Regions from separate parts of the Mus musculus genome. Here region 1 is linked to region 2. The links are chromatin loops, found by intact Hi-C in ENCODE. Cell type or tissue: gastrocnemius. All regions are shown on one strand.

The links. Hi-C counts contacts between places; a loop is a spot of excess contacts. Peaks named below come from ENCODE experiments on the same cell type or tissue, not always from the same donor. Only the 100,000 strongest peaks of a DNase experiment are listed, where the experiment ranks them.
Region 1: it touches region 2 in a loop (2.2-fold over the local background); 7 of 42 quality-filtered maps call a loop at or near these places.

The regions. Positions count from the first base shown.
Region 1 is chr13:94,202,275-94,210,274 of GRCm38, forward strand. It overlaps Scamp1 (secretory carrier membrane protein 1), which reads right to left. Exons shown (of 9, transcript NM_029153.1): 8 at 5,862-5,979; 9 at 1-1,889. The coding sequence ends at 1,725. Among named protein-coding and RNA genes, the nearest start is that of Scamp1, 79 kb to the right of the region's middle. In gastrocnemius, CTCF peaks have their summits at 3,175 (motif pointing left) and 6,824 (motif pointing left); DNase peaks (open chromatin) are centred at 3,143 and 4,067.
Region 2 is chr13:94,055,459-94,063,458 of GRCm38, forward strand. It overlaps Lhfpl2 (lipoma HMGIC fusion partner-like 2), which reads left to right and starts at 2,338. Exons shown (of 4, transcript NM_172589.2): 1 at 2,338-2,448. In gastrocnemius, CTCF peaks have their summits at 4,588 (motif pointing left) and 7,936; DNase peaks (open chromatin) are centred at 2,292, 4,563, 7,371 and 7,924; H3K4me3 peaks cover 2,581 bases; H3K27ac peaks cover 1,820 bases.

The DNA.
Region 1 (8,000 bases), 150 kb after region 2:
TGAGCAGGTGAGAACGAAGGGGAATCCTACTCATGGGGACTCAAAACACAACTCCAAAGTCATACTCTGAATTCTACCTTTTCCTCAATCAAAGAAACATTTTTGGACTATTGTACTTAGTAAATTCCCAAGCAAATCTAGCATGGCCCTGCATGGGCAGATGTATAATCCAATACCACAGACCTCAAGGAACTGCACCCCAGCTCTGCACAGAGTCCCCGACTGCAGCCTTGGGGACAGGGTACAGTGGCTCAGCCACTCACTTCAGCTCATTTTTAAAGGATATCCTGTCTTTGACAGCCCATCTTTGTTTAAAGTCAACTTGGGTAAGTTGCAGCCTATCTATCATTTTGCAATCTAAACTAGTGAGACTTCCAAACTACAACAGTCTGCCTTACAAATGTTCTTGAGACAGCTAATCAGCATTAAAAATGATTAAAAGTCTCAACCCACATCAGTTTGTGCTGCACCATAACAATGTAAATTGGATGTTACCAATAATGAATATATTACTTGAGCTTTCTCTCCATTGCTTGGTGCAATGTTTCACATGGATTTAGTCTGTCTTAAAAGTAAAAGACAGGTACATTAAGAAATCAAGCATATTAGAATCACAAGGGTCTTTTATTTTTAATGTAACTAAAAGTGAGAGGCTAAAAGAAAAATCCCTTAAATACTGTGTGTTCTTTTTATTCAAGGGTTAGGCTAGCCTTAATACCTGTGTCAAAATCAATCTCTCTCTCTCTCTCTCTCTCACACACACACACAAAAACAAACACACACACACACACACACACACACAGCTGCCAAACACAAATCCTAGTTCAATTAAAAAGATAAGACAGAAGAATATATCAAAGTTTTCATACAGTAAAACTTTACTATATGAATACTAAAAATTAAGAGGGAAAAGAAATTATCACTATATTCTATTGCATCAATTCACTACCCTCTCTTTGGATAATGCACTGCACATTATATTAAAGTCTTTATACTCCAGTAAATTTTTACTTAAAAGAAACTATTACAGAAAATCATTTCTGATTCTATAAAGAGCCCCAGATCCTACAACTATAAGCAGTACAGAACCCAAAATACTAATTCATTTCACTTAAGAGACGTGGTGCCCATGCAAGATCAGAGATTGTTATCAAAATAATCAACTAGTCTAAAAATAAAATAAAGGAAGGTAAAATATACATTATCTACTACAGAGCACACAGGCTCTTCTCTGGTGACTGAACCTCATATAAAGCAAGCCAATTTAAAAACACCCAAACTTTTGCTGACCTTGTTCCTTCGTTATTAATAGAGGGGGGAAAAGAAAGAAACATGGTGTCATGTCCAATGTATAGTCTGAATCTCTACTGACTCCTGGAAGAACTTCTGTGGTTACTATCGAGCGCTTTTTAAATCTTAAGTCACATACTCATTTCAGTGTGTCACCACTGAAATAATCTGAGGAACACCATCCCCCAAAAATATGGAGAATATTTATTTAGCAGGTGATAGTTTTCTTCTGTGCAGAGCATGGAAATATTAAGAAACTATTAGGCAAAGTAATAAGACAAGGAAGTTTCTCTGGTTTTTAGACCATGCACATGTGGATTGGAAATACCCATGCTTTTGTGTATTGTGTGTTTCCAACAAAAAATATCTGTAGAATACAGTAACTGGAGAAAAAGATACAGTCCTAAGGAAACAGAGAACTGCTTCCAGGCTCGCTACATCTGGTTACCCTTGAAGGCGTTCTGCGCCGCGCTGGTTGCTGCGGTTGAGGCGGCGTTTGCAGCCGCTGTCTGAACAGTTTTATTGGACATCACTCCCGTTGCAAACTCTTGCTGGGCCTTCTCAAAACTAGCACCTGTTGTGCGGTACAGTCCATGCACCTGAGGAGGCAGAACCAAGGCGAGATGGTGAGATGCGATCCACACATTTGCTCAAACCACCCTGCCGTGTGCGAGGACCAGGCAGAGGTCAGAGGGGAGGTGGGGGGAACAGAAAAGAAAACCCATGAAATCAGCTTTTTACCCTAGGTCCAAAATAAACACAGGAGATGGCCATAGTGGGATTAACGGCGACACAGCGCCTTCAAAGACAGTAGCTGCCCTGTTCGGTCGAAGCAGACCAGGTTAGTCTATGCACTGGAGTACCTCCCCACGCAATGGTGTCGGACACCAACTTAACTGGTTAGCGGGACTCCCTCAGCACTATTCTGAATCATACGCTTCCAACCCCACACTCCTTACAAATGAAAACTACAGCTGAAGACCAGACATTTCAGGAAGTCTTCAAACAGTTAAAACACCTAGATTATCTTGGTTCTTAAAATGAACTAACTTCAAAACTTCTTTTGAAATACAAAAAGCCATTAGTAACTAGTGTACTAATGTGGGCATGAATATTTATGGGCAAGTTCCCAAATCCCATAGAAGACATAATGGAACCCAGGTTCTTCAGGGAATCCAACCTGTACTGCCTTCTTCTCACTTCAATGTTATGCTGTCCCAACTCTTAGTGATTGATTACTCAAAGGGAGATGTTCAGAGCTCCTGACAGCTCTCTGTGGCTCATTCCTGTCTTACTAACTGGCTCCTTTAGAACATCTACCACTTTTGCCCTGAAACACTATCCAGTACTTTGATAGTTCACTGTAGAAACAGAACAAACACAATAAGAAACAACTGATAGAAAATCAAACCTATTTGTGAAAGCTAAGGATTTCTGTCTATGAAGAAGCTCAGGAGATATAAATTCTTTCAACAGTTGGGCAGCGCAGGCTTAAACAACAATACCATGGCAGAAACCAAGGGACAATGAGCGTCCAACCCAACGATAACCTGGTCTAACTCGGGTAACCTGGGTTATCTCAGCTGTGAGATCTCAGAATGAGACTGAATCCTCAAAAGTACATTTACATCATCACAACAAACCAAGACTGCACAGCATGTCTAGAGGGGTGTGTGTGTGTGTGAGAGAGAGGGGGGGAGGGGAGAGGAGAGGAGAGGAGAGAGAGAGAGAAAGAGAGAGAGAGAGAGAGAGAGAGAGAGAGAGAGAGAGAGAGAGAGAGAGAGAGAAGAGAAGAACCGCCTGGCAACGCCTCTAGTCCAGAGCTGGGACTATGCAGACCTTCCTGAGGGCACGAACCGCCCATGAAGAGACTGACCCCTAGTGGTGACACGTTAGAGCTACATACTCCCTACAAGGGGGTCTGTGTGTTTATTTTTGATAATTTATTATTAATTTTTAAGTCAGTGTTGAAGAATCAGTACTCGGATCTCAGTTTACATCAGAGGTAGAAAAGACAAGAGGATTGATGGTTGCTTCAAATTATAATTTAGTTTATATTGCCATGTGTCATATCTCAGCATACCATATAAAAACATCATCTCATCTGACATCCTTAACTTCACAGGTAAGAGTGAGACAGTACCAGCTAACAGTGGATACGTGAGAGAGTCAACCAGTAACCTAATTTTGCATCTCAGATTTAAATTAGTTAAATCTAATTATTAACAGAGTATGCACTAAAATAGAGAATAGACACAATGCTGATAAATACTGTGACTTTATTGGGGAAATGATATTTATTCTGAATGCCTGACATGTGGATATAAGCTCAGTTATACAACTATCCCTTTCATGGAAAAGCAAAAACAGAAGGGGAGAAGAGTCCCTGAGCCTGCTCAGGACTGCCCGGCGTGCAGTCACTGAGTCACTGAGGAGTGAGCTCCCGGTGTCTTTCCTGTAGAACTGCTCTGGGGTGCTCTGCCCCTAGGCCTCTTCTGGCTCTATACCCCTATGTGCTCACTCAGGCTTCACTCACCTCAAGAAGCCAAAACTTCCCAGTCTGAAAACCCAGCCTAGATCTCTTTGCTTGCTTCTCCTTCTCTGTCTAGACGTCTACGGAGCTTATTCACACACATGGTCTACCAGTACTTGAAACCCCACGCCCCAGCCATGGCATCACCCTGACTCCAAACCTGCTCTTTTGATTTGTGCGTGTTGGGGGCGTGCCATCGAGCACCTGCGGAGGTCAGAGGGTAACATGCAGGAGCTGGTCCTCTCCTTCAACCACGTGGTTCCTGGGTCAGACCCAAGTGGTGTGCTTGGCACTTTTACCCACTGAGCCGTCTCATCAGCCCCAAACCTGTTCTTGCTAATGGCCATCCCCTAAGCCAAATGGCCTAGAGAAACCCAACAAGAATGAAGCCTGGCCTCTCTCATAGTGGGAGGAGTCAACTCAGGCTTCCAAGCCCTACCCCCTGCCCACAAATCCTCTATCTACTTCAGGATTACGTCCAAGCTTGTCATGTCTACCCAATCACTCTGTTCCCTAAAACACTTCAGTGAACTACACATTTTTAAAGATTAGAACTTCTTAACAAGGTGTCCTAGTTTTCACAACCCTGCAGGATCTGAGGATGCAGTTGTGTCCAGGCTCCTGTCCACCCCCCACCACGGATCCCTGGGACTTTCTCAGCCCATGCACCACCTCCTCCCGTCCATGCTTAGCCTTCTGTTACCCCTGCATTTGCTACACTGTATCCTCACCTGTCCTGTATGTCCTGACTGCTTCCTTCCCCCTTTCTGATTCCCTTATGTAGGCCGTCAGTCATCAGTGTCTCTCAGCTAAGGCTTTCTCTTGGCACGTTAGCAGCAACCTGCATTCCCCACTACTCTGAAGTTGGGAAACAGGAGGAGGACCTGAGTCCAGGCTTGAGGCTTAGATAACCACAGCAGTACAGGAGGGAAATACAGGGAGCTGGCGGAATTGAGACTTCCCAGCGCCGAGGGTCAGCAGCCCCTGTGCTTGGTACACAAGGTTCAGAGCTTCTGAAAGAAATGAGGCAGCGACTCCAGAAACTCAGGCAGGAGTGCAGGCGAGCCCACAGGCTCCCAGGACGTGAGACACGAGTGGACACTCAGCAGATTCCAAGAGAAAAGCCCTTCAATAGTGGCCAGGGTTACTTCTATATGTACTCCTTGTACACCTTATAAAACTACCAGTTAGTGTAAAGAAAACCATGAAGGAAAGCTAATGCTTAAATAATTCAATGTCTTTAAATTTTAAATATGAACAAAACCAAGTACCTGATGCAATAAATCTACCTGTATTTACTCATCGAGCTAATAAGCTTCATCTTGGAAAAGTACATATTGATAAAAGCACACATTCAGGAGCCTCTTCTGAAATGCTGGCCCCAAAGCTGTCCCTGATTTCTGAATACTCGCATATAAAGCCTGAGATGTCCTGGATGGGAGACAAGCCTAAACATGAAACTCATGTATTGTTTATAATATTGTATATACATACTTCTGTGTACTTTATACATTTTAATGTATTTGCCTTAGATAATTATAATCATAATCTCCCTTGTGAGGTCAGGTAGGGAACTTTCCTCTTATAGTACCAAGTCCATAAGCAAAAAGTTTGTTTTTTTCTTTCTTTCTTTCTTTTTTTTTTTTTAGTTTTTCAAGACAGGGTTTCTCTGTATATCCCTGGCTGTCCTGAGACTCACTTTGTAGACCAGGCTGGCCTCAAACTCAGAAATCTGCCTGTCTCTGCCTCCCGAGTGCTGGGATTAAAGGTGTGCGCCACCACTGCCCGGCGCAAAAAGTTTCTTATTGTTGAACATTTTGGGTTCTGGATTTTCAAGTCAGGGATGTTTTCATTGTTATGTCAATCATAAAATATGATACAATTTTTAAATGCGTCTGTAAACAACCATAAATCATAATCTTTGGAGAGCAAACATGCAACTCCAGAAATGAGCCAGAGTCCCACGGTCTAACAGCAGCAGGCTGGAGGGGCCTTCCCCAGGGCCACTGTGCTGTGTCCGGAGTTGGCTCCCACTTACTTTTTTAAACATGACGAGCGAGATGACCGCGGACGCTGTGAAGAGCGCTGCGATGATTATCATCATGATCCCGACTGGAATGTTCTTGTTGAGACCAGTGAGGGACGAGATCCAACCACTAAAGGACAGCAGACATGTCGTCAGGCAAACGAGTCAGTGCGACTCTCAAGGCAACAACAGGACACCCAGGCAGCACTGTGACACCAGGCAACATCAGCATTCTTCATACGTGATAACTTCTCGAGGCCTCCCATGAGACAATGCTTATTTTACAGATAAGACCCACACTGGGACCTGCAGTGCCGGGTCCCACAGCTAAGAAGCACCAGTCTGTGTCTGCAAGCAAAACACACTCCTGAGCCCCGGAGCTCCCAAATGACTGTATTCTTTAATATACTATGTCACGTACACACACATACATGTATACACACACACACACACATGTATACGCACACACACATGCACACACACCCCCCATCAGACTGGCTAAGATAAAAGACAGTAACACCACTCACTCACAGATCACAAGATCTGGACCAAAATCTCTCACAACTGTTAGAGGGAATATAAAATAGTATGGCTTCTCTAGAAAGTTTGTCAATTTCTTTAAAAAGCATAACACATGATTTCTAAGTGAATTAACAAAATATAAATATACTGTTAATCACAGAAATGAAAGCTGTGTGTGCACGAAAACCTATCCCCAAATGCTTATAGTGGTTTTATTTAGAATAACTCACAAATGGAAACAATTTAGGTGTCTTCCAACTGGGAAGCAGTTAAATAAACTGTGGTATAGCCATACCATGGAATATACTCAAGAATAAAAGGAAGGAGCTGGATATTGATAACCAGTGATAAAGAGCCCTGGTTGTTCTTCCAGTGGACCTGGGTTCAATTCCCAGCACCTACATGGTAGCTCACATCTGTTTACTCCAATCCCTGGGGATCTGATGCCCTCTGCTGGCCTGTATGAGTACTGCATACACATGATGCACAGACCACAGACTCAGACAAACATTCTTACACATAAAATACAAATAAATAAAACCTAGAAAAATTAAATGATAAATTAGGGCTACTTATATCTGAGGGGAAGCCAACATCTGTAACTGTCTGGTCCCATTTATATAACCATCTTATAATGACAGAATAACACAAGTGATAATAAATAGCTTATGAATGGATGCCACGAGTGAAGGCAGATGGGGACAGGAGTCAGAGTGGCCATACACAAAGCAGCAGGACTCTTCAGTGATGGCAATGCTCTGTCGATGTTAAGGTCCTTGTTTTTGTATCTTACTGTATTTTATACTATTGGGGACTGAGTGAAGGATGCCTGGGAATGCTCTATAGTCTTACAATGACATGTCAATCTACAATTGTCTTCATTCTAATTATAACTAAAAATACCTAAATCATACAAGGTACATCAGAAACAGGACCTTTCCATTAGCATACTCTGTGGTACCTAGGCACAGACTATCCCATTCAACTTTACATTCCTCTCTACATTTATTACATTTATATTAACAAACTGGTGAAATGATTGTGTGTGTGTGTGTGTGTGTGTGTGTGTGTGTGTGTGTATACACCATTACAACGTACATTTTTAAAGCATGTCCTCTCATCCACATGCCAGACTAAGCACTATTTAAGATAATAGTTTAAAAGCCATTTCCAAGAACTAACTGGAAACAACTAAAGTCCACAGTCTGTTAGTGTGCACCCACTGGGTGCTTTACAAACTGCTGAGAGCTGTCTGCCAGCCACTCACCCCCATGCAGAGGCAGCACAAATCCAACCCCCACTATGCCCACTGCAGCTTTACCTAACGGACACGATGGCAAACAGCAGTGCCACGCACAGCAGAGCACACCTGTGCACACCCGTGCATGCAGAGGCTGGAAGGAGGGCAGTTTGCCTAAGGTAGAAAGGCGAGGCGGTATTTTAAGGACACACCTCTTCCACCCATCAACTCACTCAGGGGTACCCACCCCCATGGAGACAAAAGGAAAGGGGTCTGCATTACCTTCTAGCCTGAACACCAATACAAACGTGTGCATGCGTGCGAGAATGTATATGTTTATCTAAAATAATGCTTTACACTTAACCTGAAGCCCTTTCTTTCTCTCCGTC
Region 2 (8,000 bases):
CAACAAAAAATAAAACAATATTTTATTTCCCAGGCGGTTCTTCTATGAATTCAGCATAGAGTTGAACCATAGCCCAGTCAACTGGGCATAGATACCTTAATGTTTATGTCCCGATGGGTATGTACTGTGCCAGCATTGTGGAAGATGTAAAGGCACAGTGTCTATAAGCTACAGACTGTGCCCTTCAAAGAAACTGAGACAGAGATGAGGCACCAACTCAAGCTAAATACATTCGAAACATATAATACCACCAAACGACATGAAACAACTAGTGATGTACCCACAATTCACAAGGGAAGCCATGTTTGCACCACTTCTTGTTCACTGATGCTTACAATGGCCTCTGACTTAGATAACAGTTCAACAGAGGTGTGGAGCACAGTGCTATCTACTCCGTACGCATAGGGCCATTGTGAACTCACGAGGATGTCTCAGCAAAGCATAACAAATGACCTCATTCGTGACTGCTTCTACATAGGGAGGGCTTCTAATGAAATGGAGGGAGCAGTATGGTATGCTGCTTCATATTCAAATGTTCCTGGCACATTTGATATCACCAATGGACAACAGCCGCCTAATCAGGGTGAGATTGGAAGGCATTGTGTATACACATAATGGTGCATATCTGTTCTGTGTTCTTTGATTGGTTCAGTCGTGAGCTATAACCCAGGAGAGTTCATAGGAAGAGGGTACAAGGCAAAGGTTTCTGTTTCTAAAATTTGTTTTGGCTTTCTTCTCAATTCATTGATCTCAAACAATTCTCCCATAATTACCTCCATCTTTTTATAAAGGTAAAGTCTTGTATTCACTGTAATATTTATTAGGAATTTAGTACAGTTTATAAACTCTGTTAGTATGTTCTTTTGAATGGTTGCTGTTTTTAATTCTCCGATTGCAATGCTATGTAGATTTTTAAGTTTATTCTTAACCTCATAAGCCCTCTTGTAATTTCTAGCACGTGATTTTGCCAAATAGAGAGAGCACTTAACACTCTTGTAGAATGTGTTTCGGGAAAGCTTTTTTTTTTTTTTTTTTCCCAGTAGGATTCAACCGTGGGAGAGTCCTGGGAACAGCATCAGCAGCTTCAGCGTGGATACAGGCATGGGTCCTTCTAGGACCCCATCTGGATGAGGACCAGCATGGTGATGCATTTGTGTTTGCAGCTATTGTTAATTGGTGATAGGTACCCTTTGCATGTGAAGAATCCCAACCGATTTAATTTGTATGTTTTCTCCACAGACCAGCAGTTGCGGATGACTTATGCTATCTACAATCCTGCTGTGGGATATGGTTTTCAATAGTGGAGTTGCAAAGAAATCAAGAATTTGTTTTGTTTTTTTAATTTTCCTGGCAAAATGCCTCAGATACCCTCTCACCCAGGAAGTGGTGTTCTAGAGCCATTAAGCTTGTAAGGCCGTGCAGATAGGTGCCGTGCCCACGGGTTTCAAAAGCAGGAGGGGGCCATTGAAACTGACAAACCCAAATGGATTTGGAAATAGTGGGTCAAGTGCAAAGACTTCAAGAGCAAAGAGCACATGCAAGCTGCTAGGGAAGGCCGGGAGGGAGGGGTGGGGGGGGTGGGTGTGCTTCGGTGGATAGACAAGTGTCTGAGAGTTTGGAGGCTGAAGCAAATTTGACAGGGGGTGGGGGTTGGAGACAAAGGAAGGTGATCTTAGCTGGGTTCTGTCCTAACACAATGAATTCAGACAATTCAGCCCCTGGCTATTTGACTCTGTCCTTTGCTCTGGCCCTGGGGGCGGTGGTGAGAGGAGTTGGTGGGTCTCCTCTCTGGATCCCTTTCCCGCTGGCTAAACCGCCTTTGATATCTGTGGTATCTATTGGAAAGTGTATCTTCAGTGCCTGGGGGATGTGTCTGGACCCAAGCATCCAAGCTCTGTGAAAGTTTGCAGTTTCCCGAAGTAGAAATCAGGACCTGTAAACTTGTGCCTCCAGCCTCTGCTTTAAAAGCACCGCAGACCACTCTCCACCCTGCGGTTTTCCTGGGCCACGGACCGACTTTCTTCCCGCCCGCCCCGCCGGCTCTGGTCCACGATAGGCACTGGGACAGCGTGAGGAGAGAACCCCGCAGGGCTCCGGGACCCCTTCTCAGGGATCGCGCGCGTCGCCCACACTCTCCCGGGCCCTGTAGGACCCTCCCCCCCGGAGGCCGGGCTTCGCCGACCCCTCCCCGAGCGGCGGCCGGAGGCGGGGATGCTGAGTGGCAGCGGCCGGCCTGGGCTGCGAGGTTCGGCCGCCTCCTCCCGCTGCGCCCGCCCCTCGGCCTCCGCCCCGGCGCCGCCGACCCTCGTCTGCTCCCGCCCTCGCCCCTGCGGGTCCGCCGGGGCCAGATCGAGGCTGCAGCGAGGAGGCGGCACAGAGAGCCCGGCTGGGGAAGGCTGCACGCGCCCGGGCCAGAGCGGGGCGTTAGGAGCCGGCTGCCCCGGCCAGGTAGGTGCTGCGCGGGGAGCCCGGGAGGGGGCCGGTCCCCGACAGTGCACGGGGGCGCGGAGGGACGGGCGGCGGGTGCCGGGGCAGGAAGGATCCGCTGCAGCGCCGGCCCGCCGCAGACGTGGAAGAAGTTGAGCCTGGAAGCGCTTTTTCCCGGGGAGCTGTAGTGGTCCCCTCCAGCCCCGGTCCGTACCGCGTGGGTCTCACCGGCCACAGACCTCAGCTGCATCTCAGACCTGGGCTGCATTTTTTGTGGCCAGTGCAGAGGGGTGAGGGCTGGCGAGGAGGTGGGCGGGGAGTTGGGGAACACCACATCTGGGGTGGATGAAGGACTCAGAGAGATGGGTTTGAATGCAGTCCCTACCCCCACCCGGCCGCACTTCTCTCTCAGTCTATTCGCGGTCGCGTGCTCTCTGAACTGAGAAAAGCAAAAAGAGTTTCTTCAAGTCGGCTCAACTTTTCTGTTAATTCAGGAGGTTCGGGAGTTTGTATGGAAGTAAGGGCAAAAGACTCTCATCCTCGCACCCTACCTCACTCCTGCCCGGGCAGTTTCCTGTACTCTGTGCCATGATTGTTTTTGTGCTTGTAGATTACAGCTGGTGACCTATATGGAAAAGTGGAACCACTGCCGGCGAGTGTGTGTTGGAGCCACAGGGCGGCAAGGTGTGGGGGGCTAAGTCAGAGTTCCTTCGAAGGGACTTTAATTCTCTGAACACTCTTCCTGTCCAGCTCAAAGAGAGGATGGGATAAGGAATAATTTATCTTGCTCTTTCTGATGCTCTTCTAATCATTTTTTTTAAAAACTCCCTTTCAAATTAAGAGATAGAGAACACGCATGCGATGGTTAAATATTTTAAAGACAGGGAAGATGAACATCTCTCTCTGCAATCAGGCTAATAGGGCTAGCCTGTGTTGGAACATCTGATTCTGATGAAATATTTGAAAGGTTTAAAGCAATACCAGACGATGTCATTAAAAAAAAATAGAGTGACCTGCAGTAGGTCATACAGAGCAGTGTGGCCTGTGGTCTGTGACAGCATTTTATAGCGGGAGGTGGAGCACTGTAAGCTTAAAGAGAAGAGGGTGGGAAAGGGGGCTGCTCATTTGTCTTGAACCAGTCTAGTTAGGAAGAGTGATTACACTGCAAATGAACATTTGTGAATATAATTTGAGTCATGATACATGAACCAGCCATTTGTCTGAAGGAAAAAAAGGATCTTTGTAGATGAGAGCAAAGCAGTGCCTTATGGGGGAAAAATAAGCATACCGTTTATCCATGTGCGCAACTCAGAATTGACAGCACCTGCTAACAACAGAGGCATGGGCTTAGAGATTTGGCTGCAAGCAAGGTTGAACAAGGCAGGGAGAAAAGTCTACAGCAGGAGATAGTTACAAAAGAATGGATAGAAAACTTCAGGTGTGTGTGTGTACACACACACTGCAAAAAAAAAAAAAAGTCTTCATTTTCTATATATCTTTACTGCAAAGAATTGCCAACACAGGAGGATTAAAATGTAGGAGAGTCCTGGGGCTGGAGAGATGACTCAGTGGTTAAGAGCACTTGCTGAGGTCCCATGACCCAAATCAGACAGCTCCCAACTGGATCAGTGCCTCTGGCTTCCACAGGCGTTTGCACTGTGGACATACCCAGGTGCAAGCACACAACTAGACATAATTAAAAATAAATCTTAAAAAGCTTTTCAGGAGACTCAGATTTAGTCTGTTGGGTCCCCATTGTGTGAAGCCTATGTGAATGTTAGCAAGCTCCGTTCTAGCTCTCCGCTGCGGTCTCTGTGTCTACCTAGTGGGGGCTGGAACTGTGGCTCTGGTGTTATGAGCTCTTGTTGCTCTCTCATGAGGACTGGGGTTCTAAGCCCAGCATCCATCTCAGATGGCTCACAAATGCCTAGGACTCCAGCTCTGAGGGATCCCATGCTCTCTTCTGGCCTTCTCAGGCACTTGTGCATGCATGTGTGCCTACACTTAGTCACACACACAAATAATAAAATTAAATCTCGGAGGTTGCTCTGCAGTCGATAGTGCTTACTACTCTTCTGGGGAGACTGGAGTTTGCCACCACCTGCCTGCAACTCAGGCTCTTTGGGATCAGATGCCCTCTTCTGGCCTCGTCTGGCACTGCACTCACATTCAGGAACTCATACACTGAACAAGTGTACACAAAATTAAAAATAAAATTAATAATAAAATATTTTTAAAAATTGAAAATGGTTGTGAGGGTTCACGTGAGCGTCTCCGGAAGGTTAACTGGTGTCTTTGTTCGGATTTGGGATGGTTCCCCCACACACGAAATGCTCAGAAAACATTAAGGATTGCCAGCACTCTTAAGTTCCCAGGGTAAAAGGGACTCAAGAGTAACTGATTCTCCCACTGAGTGTCTGAGTTGAGCCTTGCCTCTGACAGTCAACATCTAGAAGTTCCCACTCTTAAAAACCTTTTAATGGTTGATGTGATACACACTGCCCAAGAATGCTAAAGTCAATGTTAGAGTCAAAGCTCACTAGTCTTAGAAAGATACAAGTAATCTGTAAGTGCCTAATTCCAGAATTCATTCCATAAAACAAACAAACAAACAACTCCCCCAACCAAACAAATAAAAAAAATCAGCCTTAAAGTACACCTTTATTCAGGTGTATAGACACCAGAGGACAAAGTGAACAGACATCCCTAACTAAACAGTGAACAGAGGAACTGTGCCTGTGGGCTCCTCCTGTCTTCCCCCCAACCCCGTGTGTGTGTGTGTGTGTGTGTGTGTGTGTGTGTTACAGTGCCAGCTTACTCATCTGCCCACTCATTTATCCCGTCATTCAGCAGATGTCTTTAAAGATTCTCTTGTAGGACAGGCTCTGAAGTCAGTCACATTCCGATTTCAGAGTTCTGTGGCACCAGGGTAGGCAGGGGGATGAAGCAGCCAGCCAGTGCCATATAGTGCAAGCATCCTGGCAGCACGGGAGTGGGGTGAAGAGAACCTGGGAGATGACGATCTCGCTACCTGTCTATCTCCCAGGTGGGCTTTCCCTGCATAGAATCCTTGGGGACTGGGGACCCTCTCAGAGGGAGCACTTATGAGGACCCTGTTTGGAGACAGATGACAAAAGGCAGTTTTTGAGTTGAGTTCTCTTGGAATGAAAATTGAATTTTGGCCTTCCAGAGAGATGTGCAGCCTAGGATTTGGCTGCAGAGACGGGAAGAGACGTTGGATTTCTACAGAGATGCCAAAAGAGTGTGCAACACAATAGTGTCACGTGGCTACAGGCTACAACCTCCCTCCCTTGCCTGGCCAGTTAGAGCAAAGTGAGCAAAGACTTGCTTAACAAAACAAAGTTCTTGATCAGGTAACTGTACCCTGTGTTGCTCCTTCTAATTGTGGGAGTATGTCAACTCATTCATCCATCCATCCATTCATCCATCCATCCATCCATCCATCAGGTAATATCTTTGTAGTGCTGCAGGTCATTTGTGTCCTTGTGACTGAAGCTTTTGAAATTTTCTCTCCTTTCAACAAACCCAAGTGGGAATAATTAAGCCCCTGACCCTTGACCTCAGCAGCCAAGCTCATACTGATGCTATCCGGCAGACTTGATAGAATCTGTTACTTTGAACTGGAATCCGTGTCATACACAGAATGGCGTTGAGCATGTGTGGGAGAGAGGATGTATAACTAACGGAATGGATTCTGAGTCTGCACACACGTGTTTTAGATGTTGCACATGCGTGTTGTAGATGTTTGCATTTTCCTGTCTTCGGATGTTGAAGCCACACACCCTTGAAGAAGGGTTTCATTGAGGTCCTGAGTGGGGGTCCTGCTCTGAGGTTAGTAAATAACCTTATGAGAGCTCGTCTCTTTTATTCTGAGGACACAATGAGGAAATCGTGTGTATTTCTTTAGAGCACCTAGTCTATAGTATTTGTTAATAGCAGCCTGACAGTCTTACACACACACACACACACACACACACACGCGCACACGAGTGTGTGCATACTGACCTATTGACCTTCACTAGCTAAGAGTGTGAGTTAGTTTTGTGCATGTCTACACCACACTGAACATAATTTAAAAGGTGTGTTATCTGTATGTTTTCTTAGTTTAACCTTAAACCATGGGGTCAAGAGAAATACCTGGGTTCTGCTTTGTGGTTTGGCTGGCCAGAAAGGTGACCTTTCTGTGTTTTTACTCTTCTACATGTGGGTTTGCTCTGACTTTGATTGAATACCACATCTTATTGACTAGGTTGTTTTTATTGACACTGATAAAATATTTCTGTGAAACTTAAAGAGGATTTTTAGAGCTGTTTACTTAGGGGTGAGCTTGTTAGGTTTAACAAGACTTTTAAAAAAAGCTTCATATGGTTTATAAAGTAATATAGGCTAACCTTGGGTTATGGTTATAACAGTTAAATGAAAAACATTGGGTATTTTATACCACTCCCGAGGAATAATATTCAACATTATTGAGGTAACGGTAGCAGCACATACATACAGTTCTTATACTTTGTTCCTAAGGAGAATTTCAGCTAGGCATAACCAGACTGCAGCTTCGTGGATTGGCTAATACGTGGAAGTCGTGTGCCCCAGTCCTCTGTTAGTGGGCTGGGTGTGGATTGCTGCAGGCACCTGTTGCAGATGTGTAGGCACCTGTTGCAGATGTGTGTGTGTGTGTGTGTGTGTGTGTGTGTGTGTGTGTGCTTCAGCCCCGCCTGTTCTGCACACCTGTTCTCCTCCACATTTTCTGCTTTCCTTACCGGCAGTGGAGGGGAACACACTTATCAACGCCCTGGCCCCTCGCCCCGTGCCCCGCCCCTCACCCACATGCCCCGCCCCCTTGTGGGCTGGTGTTGCTTTCTGGCCTTGGGGGGAGGTGTGGATAGGAGGGTTTTGCTGTTAATTTAAATCTCCTCCGTTTGTGGAACCTTTGAAAGTGTGCCAAGTTGACCCCATGACTGCTCGCTGGATCTCAGGCATGCCGTGTGACTTGGGCACAAATGTGGCTGCCCTCAGTGCTCTGGAGTTAAGCTGAGTTCAGCGGGCCTGATGAATCATTGTCGGTCTGTGTAACCAGTTTGGCACCTCACCTCCCTCGCCCCCCTCGCCCCACTGGGTTGGTAGGATAGAGACTCCGGAGTTTTAACTGGCTATCGTGGTATTTCTGTCTAATTGACAAAAAGCCCTGCCATAAGTACTTTTGGGGCAAGTTAGGGATTTGGGGGTGGGGAAGTGGGGGTGAGTTGGAATTGCAGTTTTCAGCGGAGGGTTCTGAAATAGCTTTCGCAACAAGCTTCCCACATGCCTGGAAAGTTTAGAGGGGTTCCTTTTCCTCTGCTGATTGTATTGTTCAGTGTTTTCTTTCTTTCCTGCGGAGCTGGCCTGTCAGGGGCACCTGGAGTTCAGGCTTCCTTTTTTTGGGGGGCAGGCCACATTGGGCTGAGTGTGCAATTGTTTCCCAGCACTACAGGGGCAGCAGCGAGCCAGGTGGTTGAGGAAGGCCCTGACTGCCTTGGCAGGAGCCTGCCCTCTGATCTGCGGATCAGTGAGGC